Linked DNA regions of Homo sapiens: regions 1 and 3 are each linked to region 2. The links are chromatin contacts, found by Hi-C or POLR2A ChIA-PET in ENCODE. All regions are on one chromosome and are shown on one strand. Each heading gives the region's core, a stretch centred on a gene start or an enhancer-like site at or near the end of the contact. The rest is flanking DNA. Distances are from core to core; before and after follow the strand shown. Region 1 overlaps ANAPC7 (anaphase promoting complex subunit 7). Region 2 has its middle 31 kb from the start of C12orf76. Region 3 holds the start of PPTC7 (protein phosphatase targeting COQ7).

Region 1 (3,416 bases), core at 222-2,721, 300 kb before region 2:
TCACTGATCTTGAAAAAGATTGCAGGTGAAGGGTAATCTTCACAGGGACCTCCAACAGATGGCAGTTAGGACACTGGCAGTGAGTTCTCAGGAATAGTGGGAAATAAGGTCAGATAGATATGCTGTCTATTTGTAAAGGTCCAAAAAAGGCCATCAGAAAAACAGGGCCTTGTGACAATAAACAGTCTTATGAGCTCTTAAGCCAGGGGAATGATGGAGCTGGGAAGGGGCCATCCCAAGCGTTTAGATGAGGAAGCAGATCTAGAAGGATGGATTTGTTTGCACAAGATCTCCCCTCACCTCAAGTGCTTATTCCTCTTCTCCAAGCTGCCTGCACCCATGATGAAAATGATGTTTTAGAAATACTAGTCTGGCAACAGCTGGCAGCTTGGAATGGCAATGGCAGCTTGGAATCTCAGACCCAGGCCCAGGGGCTAGCAGGAGCATTGCAGTAATCTTGGCTTGAGAGGAATTTTCATGGGAATCTGAAGGGATAGCAAGGGATGGAAGAGAATGGTGGCAAGAGATGGGTAACAGTGAGCATAGGTCCCTTTTTATAGAATGTGGGTGAGAATAAAGCGGGGGCTGCGGAGAGGCAGTGATTTTTTATTTGTTTGTTTGAGACGGAGTTTCACTCTTGTCGCCCAGGCAGGAGTGCAGTGGCACAATCTCTGCTCACTGCAACCTCCGCCTCCTGGTTAAAGTGACTCTCCCACCTCAGCCTCCCGAGTAGCTGGGATTATAGGCGCCCGCCACCACACCCAACTAATTTTTGTATTTTTTTAGAAGAGACGGGGGTTTCACCATGTTAGCCAGGCTGGTCTGCAACTCCTGACCTTAGGTAATCCACCCGCCTCAGTCTCCCTAAGTGTTGGGATTACAGGCCTGAGCCACTGCACCCAGCCCGAGGCAGTGATCTTTAATGAACTGCATTCTGGATAGAACTACAAGCTTTTTTCTGGAATAGGCCAACTTTTTCTGAGACTGATTGGCTTTTCAGCAGTGTATTTCTGATGGTCTAGAACTCTGGGAAGAGAGACCTTAGTTGATGCCTTTTTTGGGCCTTTTCTGGTTGGGTTAGGGTAGCTGTGTATCACACCACAGGATAGAAGGACAAGCACTTCCTGAAAATAGCAGGCTTTCAAATTGTGAGGTAGGTTGTTCTGCTCCTTTGGTTTTTTGTTTTTTTTGTTTTTTTTTGTTTTTTTTTTGTGAGACAGAGTCTCACAGGCTGGAGTGCAGTGGTGCAATCTCGGCTCACTGCAACCTCCACCTCCTGGTTTAAGCAATTTTCTGCCTCAGCCTCTTGAGTAGCTGGGATTACAGGTGTGTGCCACCACGCCTGGCTAGTTTTTGTATTTTTAGTAGAGATGGGGTTTCACTATCTTGGCCAGGCTGGTCTTGAATTTCCACCTCGGCCTCCCAAAGTGCTGGGATTATAGGCATGAGTCACCGTGCCCGGCCTCCTTTGGTTTTGGTTTTGGTTTTGTTGTTAGAGACAGGGTCTCACTCTGTCACTCAGGCGGGAGTGGCACAAACATAGCTCACTGCAGCCTTGACCTCCTGGGCTCAAGCAATCCTCCTGCCTTAGCCCCCTGAGTAGCTGGGACCACAGGCATGTGCCACTGTGCTTGGCTAATTTTTTTTTCTTTCTATTTTATTTTACTTTATTTTATTTTATGTTTTAGACATAGTCTTACTCTGTTGCCCAGGCTGGAGTGCAGTGGTGCAATCTCGGCTCACTGCAACATCCGCCCTCTGAGTTCAAGCAATTCTCCTGCCTCAGCCTCCCGAGTAGCTGGTATTACAGGCGCCTGCCACTGTGCCTGGCTAATTTTTTGTATTTTTAGTAGAGACGGGGTTTCACCATCTTGGCCAGGCTGGTCTTGAACTCCTGACCTCGTGATCCACCTGCCTCAGCCTCCCAAAGTGCTGGGATTACAGGCATGAGCCACCGCGCCTGGCCCTTCTTTTTTCTTTTTTTTTTCTTTTTTTTTTTTTTTTTTTTTTTGAGACGGAGTCTCGCTCTGTAGCCAAGGCTAGAGTGCAGTGGCACGATCTTGGCTCACTGCAACCTCCGCCTCCCTGATTCAAGCGATTCTCCTGCCTCAGCCTCCTGAGTAGCTGGGATTACAGGCACACGCCACCATGCCCAGCTAATTTTTGTATTTTTAGTAGAGATGGGGTTTCACCTGTTAGCCTAGTCTCGAACTCCTGACCTCGTGATCTGCCCTCCTTGGCCTCCCAAAGTGCTGGGTTTACAGGCATGAACCACTGCACCTGGCCACTTGGCTGATATTTTAAAATTTCTTTAGAGACAGGGTCTCACCATATTGCCCAGGCTGGTCTTGAACTCCTGGGCCCAGGTGATCCTCCTGCCTCTGCCACCCAGAGTGCCAGGATTACAGGTGTGAGCCACCACGCCCAGCTGGGTTTTGCATTTTCTTTTTTTGAGACAGAGTCTCAGTCTGTCACCCAGGCAGTGCAGTGGCGTGATCTCGGCTCACTGCAACCTCTGTCTCCCTGGTTCAAGTGATCCTCCTGCCTCAGCCTCCCAAGTAGCTGGGATTACAGGCGCGTGCCACTATGCCCGGCTAATTTTTTGTATTTTCAGTAGAGATGAGGTTTCACCGTGTTAGCCAGGATGGTCTCGATCTCCTGACCTCGTGATCCACCTGCCTCGGCTTCTTAAAGTGCTGGAATTACAGGTGTGAGCCACTGTGCCCAACCTGGGTTTTGCATTTTAATAGTCACTTTGTAGGAAACTGGAAATAGTAGTTGGAGGAGCCTGTGATGGTGGAAAGGGCTTAGCCCCTGCAGGAGCTGGGGCCTCAGCATGGGGTCTGATGTTGGGTGCTACTCCTGTATGTGGGACCCCTGCTTCTCTTCTTAAAACACCTCTTCTCACTATGTCCTTCTCTTCTAGGAATGGATGTATATGGCTACCTACTGGCACGAGAAGGGCGGCTAGAGGATGTTGAGAACCTTGGATGCCGCCTTTTCAATATCTCTGATCAGCATGCAGAACCGTGGGTGGTTTCTGGGTATGATTATGCATTCTCTTTTCTCCCCAGTTGTCAGTAGATTAAGAGATAATGGTTGCTCTTGAAGAGAATATAAATTGAAAGCACAGGTTTAAGAGGTAATCACCTGGACAGGCATGGTGGCTCATGCCTGTAATCTCAACACTTTGGGAGACTGAGACAGGTGGATTGCTTGAACCCAGGAGGCAGAGGTTGCAGTGAGCCAAGATCGTGCCACTGCACTCCAGGTGGGCGGCAGAGTGAGATTTTGTCTCAAAAATAAATAAATAAAAATAAAAAGAGGTAATTACTTGAGGCCAGAAATTTGAGACCAGCATGGGCAATGTAGCAAGACCCTGTCTCTATAAATATATATATATATATATATATATA
Region 2 (3,013 bases), core at 71-2,570:
GGATGATCTTGAACTCCTGGGCTCAAGCAATCCTGCTGCTTTGGCTGCCCAAAGTGCTGGGATTACAGGTGTGAGCCACCACACCCGGGTTCCACCTATCTTCGTGTTTAATACTTGACTCCATTCTGTTCCAGTAATTTATCTGTCAGGTCCCTTACTAGAGCGGCTTTAATTTCACAGCTTTACCATCGCTCTTAATATCTCCTTGGCCACCGGCTTACTTGTGAAGTGTTCATCCCGTGGCCTCTGGATACTCACTGTCTCCTGGTCTTCCTCTCCTCCCTAGTGCCTCAGCTTAGTCTCCTTGATGTTGGTGTCCTTTAAGGAGCTGTCTTCAGTCCCCCTCCATGTCACTGTACCCTTTCCCTGGGCAGGACCCTGTCTCCACTCTTGCCCTTTCTGCCCATTTTCCAGGGTGCAGCCAGAGTGCTCTGAGTTGCAAATGAGATCATGCCACACCCTTGTTTATAAACCCACTTATTGCTCTCAGGGAAAATTCCAGACAGACTCCTTAACACCAGCACATAACGGCTGGACGAGGTTCAGGTGAATGTAGTTTGTTGGGAGGTGACCCAGGAAGAGGCATGGGGAAGGGAGGCAGGGAAGGGAAGGCAATCGACACAGGAAGCACTAAAGAGCAGGTCACGACCAGGCATGGTGGCTCACGCCTGTAATTCCAGCACTTTGGGAGGCTGAGGTGGTTGGATCACTTGAGGTCAGGAGTTCGTGACCAGCCTGGCCAACATAGTGAAACCTTGTCTCTACTAAAAATACAAAAATTAGCCGGGCGTGGTGGAGGGCGCCTGTAATCCCCACCTACTCGGGGAGGCTGAGGCAGAAGAATCGTTTGAACCCGAGAGGGGAAGGTTGCAGTGAGCCGATGTGGCGCCGCTGCACTGCAACCGGGGCAACAGAGCGAGACTCCATCTCGGGGGTGGGAGCGGAGGGGGGTGGAATTAAAAAAGGAAGGGCAGGTCATCGCTGTGGGCATCTGGGCTCTGTCCCACTAGGGTCCCCTGGAGACTGCCTAGACCTGCCTCAGTGCTGTCCCACCTGAGGGAATTGGGGTATTTAATCAGCAGTCCCCTAGCCTCTATTCTCTGAGAGCTCTCTCTCTTCTTTCTCTCTCTCTCTCTCTCGCTCCTTCCTTTTCTTCTTCCTCCTTTCTCCCTGTCTTCTCCCTTCATGGACGTCAGCGCTTGACGCCATGTTTGTTTGTGGCCCCGCCCACAGCCATAGCTGATTGGACTAGGGATAAATAACTAGGCCAATCATTCCCCTTGAATTCCGGAACTGGATAGTGGATCTGGGCTTGCACTCGAACTGTGGACACCTAACCTTGAAGGCAGTGTTGGACCACGTGCCCTGGGAGAAACAGAGGAATCCATTGTTTACAGAGACTCACAATGGGCGCACAGAGAGACAAACAGAGGCGGGCCCACGCAGTTTCAAACTGAAAGAGCAACTTCAGCTCAGGACAGTTTAGTTTCTGATTCTATTAATAGGTTCTCATGAGGTTGGGCCACATTTCCTGCACTTGAGCTCTGTGAGATAAGTGTTTCCTCAGAAAAACCTCCCTTTTCTGCTGAAGAATGTCACCTGATTTTCTGTAAATTGTAAACACATACACACACATGACTAAGAAATCCACCATTCAATCCCCAATCCCCATTTCTTCACACGTGGCTTCCTACTTCACAAAGAAACAGAGACCACCATTCTCAACATCCCACTTAGTCTATCAAAATCTTTGAATGGCTCAAATGGTTCCATCTTCTCTACATCCTTGCAACACACACACATTTTCCCATGACTCCATTAAAGACCATTCTTACCTCTCTTTCTTTATTTTTTTAGACGGAGTCTCGCTCTGTCACCCAGGCTGGAGTGCAGTGGCGCGATCTCGGCTCAGTGCAACTTTCACCTCCTAGGTTCAAGTGATTCTTCTATCACCCTTCCGAGTAGCTGGGGTTACAGGCGGGCGCCATCACACCCAGCTAATTTTTGTATTTTTAGTAGAGACAGGTTTTGCCATGTTGGCCAGGCTGTTCTTGAACTCCTGATCTCAGGTGATCCACTCGCCTCGGCCTCCCAAAGTGCTGGGATTACAGGCATGAGCCACAGCACCCGGCCTCTTACCTCTTTTTCCTCCTAGCCAAGACTATAGAAGAAATAGTCCATGCCTGTCTCCACTCTCTCCTCTCATTAGTCCTTACTTGCACTGTTTTGTGGGAAAGCGTTTCATTTTGAAGATGTGACTTGAAGTGTCTGTGGGTTATATAGGTTCATAGATTCATAGACTATGCACAGAATTCAGATATGGTCTGGAGATACAGATTTAGCGTTCAGTGATTTAAAAAGTAATGAACGCAGGCCGGGTGCAGTGGCTTACCTGAGGTCGGGAGTTTGAGACCAGCCTGACCAACATGGAGAAACCCTGTCTCTACTAAAAATACAAAAAATTAGCCGGGCATGGTGGCGCATGCCTGTAATCCCAACTACTCGGGAGTCTGAGGCAGGAGAATCGCTTGAACCCGGGAGGCAGAGGTTGCGGTGAGCCTAGATCGCGCCATGGCACTCCAGCCTGGGCAACAAGAGTGAAACTGTCTCAAAAAAAAAAAAAGTAATGAACGCATATGGTAGAAAAAATTCAGATACAAGCAGGGTGATAAATAAATCGTCAAACACCGACTAATTCCCCCAGCCTCAGCTCGCTTCCCAGAGACCACCTTGTATAGCCTTCCAGATGTGCTAGCTTCATGGGCATGGGACCTGTGCAGTCATATAGGGACCCACACTTAGAAGGAATCTGAATTTGTTTAATGCTTTGCTGTCACCATTTTGAAATGTTTAACTTTTAAATAACGGACTTCACATTTTCATTTTGCACTGGGCCTTGCAAATTATATAGTAGATCCTGTTTCCAGTTATATTCCATGCATAATTAAACATATAATATACATATATACCCCCTCCTCCCACCTGCTTCGCATTTAGCATTTGATTATTCTTA
Region 3 (3,136 bases), core at 473-2,972, 500 kb before region 2:
ACCCCCTCTTCTGGGCACTCTCCAATTCTTGTGCCATTAAAAAAAAGGAAGGTGTGAATGCATTATTGTCATTACTATACCATTTATCCAGTAAATGAACATTTTCTGGGTTCTGTATATTTGACAAAATGCCACTACGTGAAGTCATTTCTTCCGTCCAATTTTGATGAAAGCTCTTAAAGACAGAAACATATATATAGACAGTACTTGGCACACTGTGAACTGCAAAAGTGTTTAATGATGACAGTAATTAGGATAACGGAATAATATGTGTTGAGTTGATAGTTGGCAGCATTTTAAATATATTAAGAAAGCATAAAAAAGGACCATTTAAAAACGAGGTGGGAATCCCCAAAGTAACAATGGTCTTGTTAAAAGTGAACTAGAAAAAGACTGCTGTTTCTGAGAAATATATGTTTCAATCAAACTAAAAATTACTCTAAATTGAATTACTTGCCCCAAAGCTCATTTTCTGTTGTTTGTGAACCCCATTCACTCAATCATTCCTGTATTCAACAAACATGACTTTCTTTTATCATTTGTGTTCTTATTCCATTACTCCTTCCTTTTTTTTTTTTTGAGATGGAGTCCAGCTCTGTCTCCCAGGCTGGAATGCAGTGGCGCTGTCTCGGCTCACTGCAACCTCTGCCTCCCAGGTTCAAGCGATTCTCCTGTCTCAGCCTCCTGAGTAGCTGGCATTACAATCGTTTGTCACCAAGCCCAGCTAATTTTTTTTTGTATTTTCAGTAGAGACCATGTTGGCCAGGCTGGTGTTGAACTCCTGACCTCAAGTGATCTGCCCACCTCGGCCTTCCAAAGTGCTGGGATTACAGGTGTGAGCCACCACGCCCAGCCCATTATTCCTTCTTTTATTCCACAGACATTTACACACTCTCCTACTGTGTGCCAGGCATTGCTTTAGATTCTAATAATTGAGCAGCAAATGATCCTTGTCCTTGGGAAACTTAGAATCTAGTGAAATATTCATTCATTCTTTCATTCATTCACATATTTACTGGGTGCTCACGTGTTCTGGGGATACAGCAACAGAAAACACAGGACCCTCAGGTAAACGAATTACATTCCAAAGGGTAGAAGCGAAAGCAAGGGCAAAGGTCTTGAGACAGCTGTGAGCATGGCTAGAGGCCAGTTAGCAAAAGGGACATGACACCATCTGTGTCCCCTCCCACTCTGATAGGGACACATAACATTTTCTCAATTTTTCCTAAAAGACTACAAAAAGTCTCTTCTTTCCAAACAGTTTGCCGCCCTAAATCCTTCCAGTATATTACTTGGGGAGGTGTCACTAGATCTGTGTACCTCTGTTTCTCATTATGTGACTCCATTCTGGTTTCTTGCAGGTTTTTGTTTAAAGGAATGGTGGCGTTATTTATTTAAAACAGGCTTTAAAAGATACGGTTAAAACAGGGTAGAAAACCCTCACGTGGCCCACCTGCAATTCCTACTAACTTAACATAGGTCCCGCGTCTGAGGAATCCCCCTAGGTCCTAAATCTTTGGCAGCCAAGTCAAAAGTGACTACGACTCCGGGACTATAATTCCCAAGAGACACTGCGTCCGCACCCTCTGCGCATGTTCAACCTTGGTGACTGCATAAGGCAGCGAGCCCAAGGGGCTGGGCTTGGGCCTGAGCGGTGAATCGGGGCGGGGCTAGGGGCAGGGCCAGGGAGGGGGCGGTGCTGCCGGCACCGCCCGGAACACGCTAGTGGAGCGGAAGATGGCGGCGGCGGCGGCGGCCGCTGCAGCCGGGACTTCAGTTGGGCTGAGGCGGAGGAGCCGCCGCTTCTGACCTCGCTCTGGCTCCGGTGCGCGCGGCTGAGCGCGTGCGAGGCCCCGCGCGTCGGGCAGGGGCGGCGGCGGCCACTGCGCGCCGCCCTGAGGAGCGCCCCAGCGGCGGCGCGACTGCGGCTGAGGAGAGAGCCGGCTCCGGGCCTCCGCGTCCTCCTGCTCCCCCGGCCCCCCGCCTCCTCGGGGGGGCGGCGGCGGCGATGTTCTCGGTCCTCTCGTACGGGCGGCTGGTGGCCCGCGCCGTGCTCGGCGGCCTCTCGCAGACCGACCCCAGGGCCGGCGGCGGCGGCGGCGGCGACTACGGACTGGTGACGGCCGGCTGCGGCTTCGGGAAGGACTTCCGTAAGGGCCTCCTCAAGAAGGGCGCGTGCTACGGGGACGACGCGTGCTTCGTGGCCCGGCACCGTTCCGCGGACGTGCTCGGTGAGTCCCCGACCCGGTTCCCTTGCCCCAGCCTCGGATCCGCCTCCCGGGGACTCCCCGCGCGGGGCTTCCCCAGTTCCTCCCGGCGGCGAAAGGAGCCAGAGCGCTCACATGGAGGGAGCGCTTACTATGCGCCAGGCGCCGTGCCAAGCGCTCCGAGGCGCGTTTTCCGCTTGAACGACCCCCATTTTAGAGAGGAGGAAACTAAGGCGCACAGCGGTCAAGTCGTGTGCTCAAGGTCACAACCCGAGAGTGTGACCGGTCTGTCCGAGTCCAGAGCCACACTCTCGGTCTCACTCGGCCGTGCCAGCCCTGGGCGACCTCGTCCCCTCCCTGGGCGACACCTGCAGGCTCCTAACCTCGTTCTGGTTCCCTCTCCGCATGCCCCGGGGATCCCTGCCTCTTCGCGTGCTCCCGACACCACAGCCCGGCCCAGGCTGCGGGATCGCCGGCCGACAGGCAGTCGTGAGCCCCCAGACAGCCCGGCCGTATTCTTTCGCCGCCTGGATGGTAACCAAATCTTCACCCTTTTCGGAGTGTGGCGGTGGGGGCTGCTGGCTTGGCGAAAAAACCCTCACAGCGTTTTCTCCCAAATTGATCTTGTCCACTTGCGGTCACTTGGGGGTTGGCAGAGTCTCCTTGATCCAAAATAGAATGGTCGAGCCTACTTGTAGATTGCAGCCGGTAAAGCTCTGAGGATTGGTCACAGCCTTTTCAGGCCACAGGTGCTCCCTGAGGCCTATTCCAGTTATACCTTTTGGGGGTGGGAGACTACGGAGAGAGCTGGCAGAAAGGGCTAAATATAGTTCACAAGCAGTCAGAAACTTTACCATAATGTACGCCTTAGGAGATTTTGTGTATGCTATGGGATATTGTGCCGTTAAAACTCTTTGAATGAATAAAGC

What was found. A loop is a pair of places that touch in the nucleus more often than their neighbours do. ChIA-PET counts read pairs that join two places held with the same protein, here RNA polymerase II (POLR2A). Pooled maps may share reads with other maps.
Region 1: a pooled map shows a loop between it and region 2 (2.6-fold over the local background). The contact joins two enhancer-like sites. A Hi-C loop is called at or near these places in 1 of 168 maps with a recorded cell type or tissue (left cardiac atrium) and 4 of 50 pooled maps. POLR2A ChIA-PET finds 5 or more read pairs at or near these places in 6 of 52 experiments (BJ, GM10248, activated B cell and 3 more).
Region 3: a loop to region 2 is called in a pooled map, with 6 times the contacts of the local background. The contact joins the promoter of PPTC7 here to the enhancer-like site in region 2. A Hi-C loop is called at or near these places in 7 of 50 pooled maps. POLR2A ChIA-PET finds 5 or more read pairs at or near these places in 2 of 52 experiments (H1 and activated CD8-positive, alpha-beta memory T cell).

Annotation. Positions count from the first base shown.
Region 1 is chr12:110,382,471-110,385,886 of GRCh38, reverse strand. ANAPC7 (anaphase promoting complex subunit 7) reads left to right here. Exons shown (of 11, transcript NM_016238.3): 7 at 2,927-3,044. Among named protein-coding and RNA genes, the nearest start is that of ANAPC7, 20 kb to the left of the region's middle. RefSeq lists an enhancer at 1,087-1,146. Within about 2 kb of position 1,471, at least 3 of the 41 ENCODE cell types and tissues checked have a DNase peak (open chromatin) inside an H3K27ac peak, as active enhancers do.
Region 2 is chr12:110,078,183-110,081,195 of GRCh38, reverse strand. No RefSeq gene overlaps it. Among named protein-coding and RNA genes, the nearest start is that of C12orf76, 31 kb to the right of the region's middle. RefSeq lists enhancers at 1,330-1,459, 1,600-1,679 and a cis regulatory region at 941-1,771. Within about 2 kb of position 1,320, at least 19 of the 41 ENCODE cell types and tissues checked have a DNase peak (open chromatin) inside an H3K27ac peak, as active enhancers do.
Region 3 is chr12:110,581,904-110,585,039 of GRCh38, reverse strand. It overlaps PPTC7 (protein phosphatase targeting COQ7), which reads left to right and starts at 1,722. Exons shown (of 6, transcript NM_139283.2): 1 at 1,722-2,231. The coding sequence starts at 2,009. RefSeq lists silencers at 1,570-1,899, 1,940-2,089.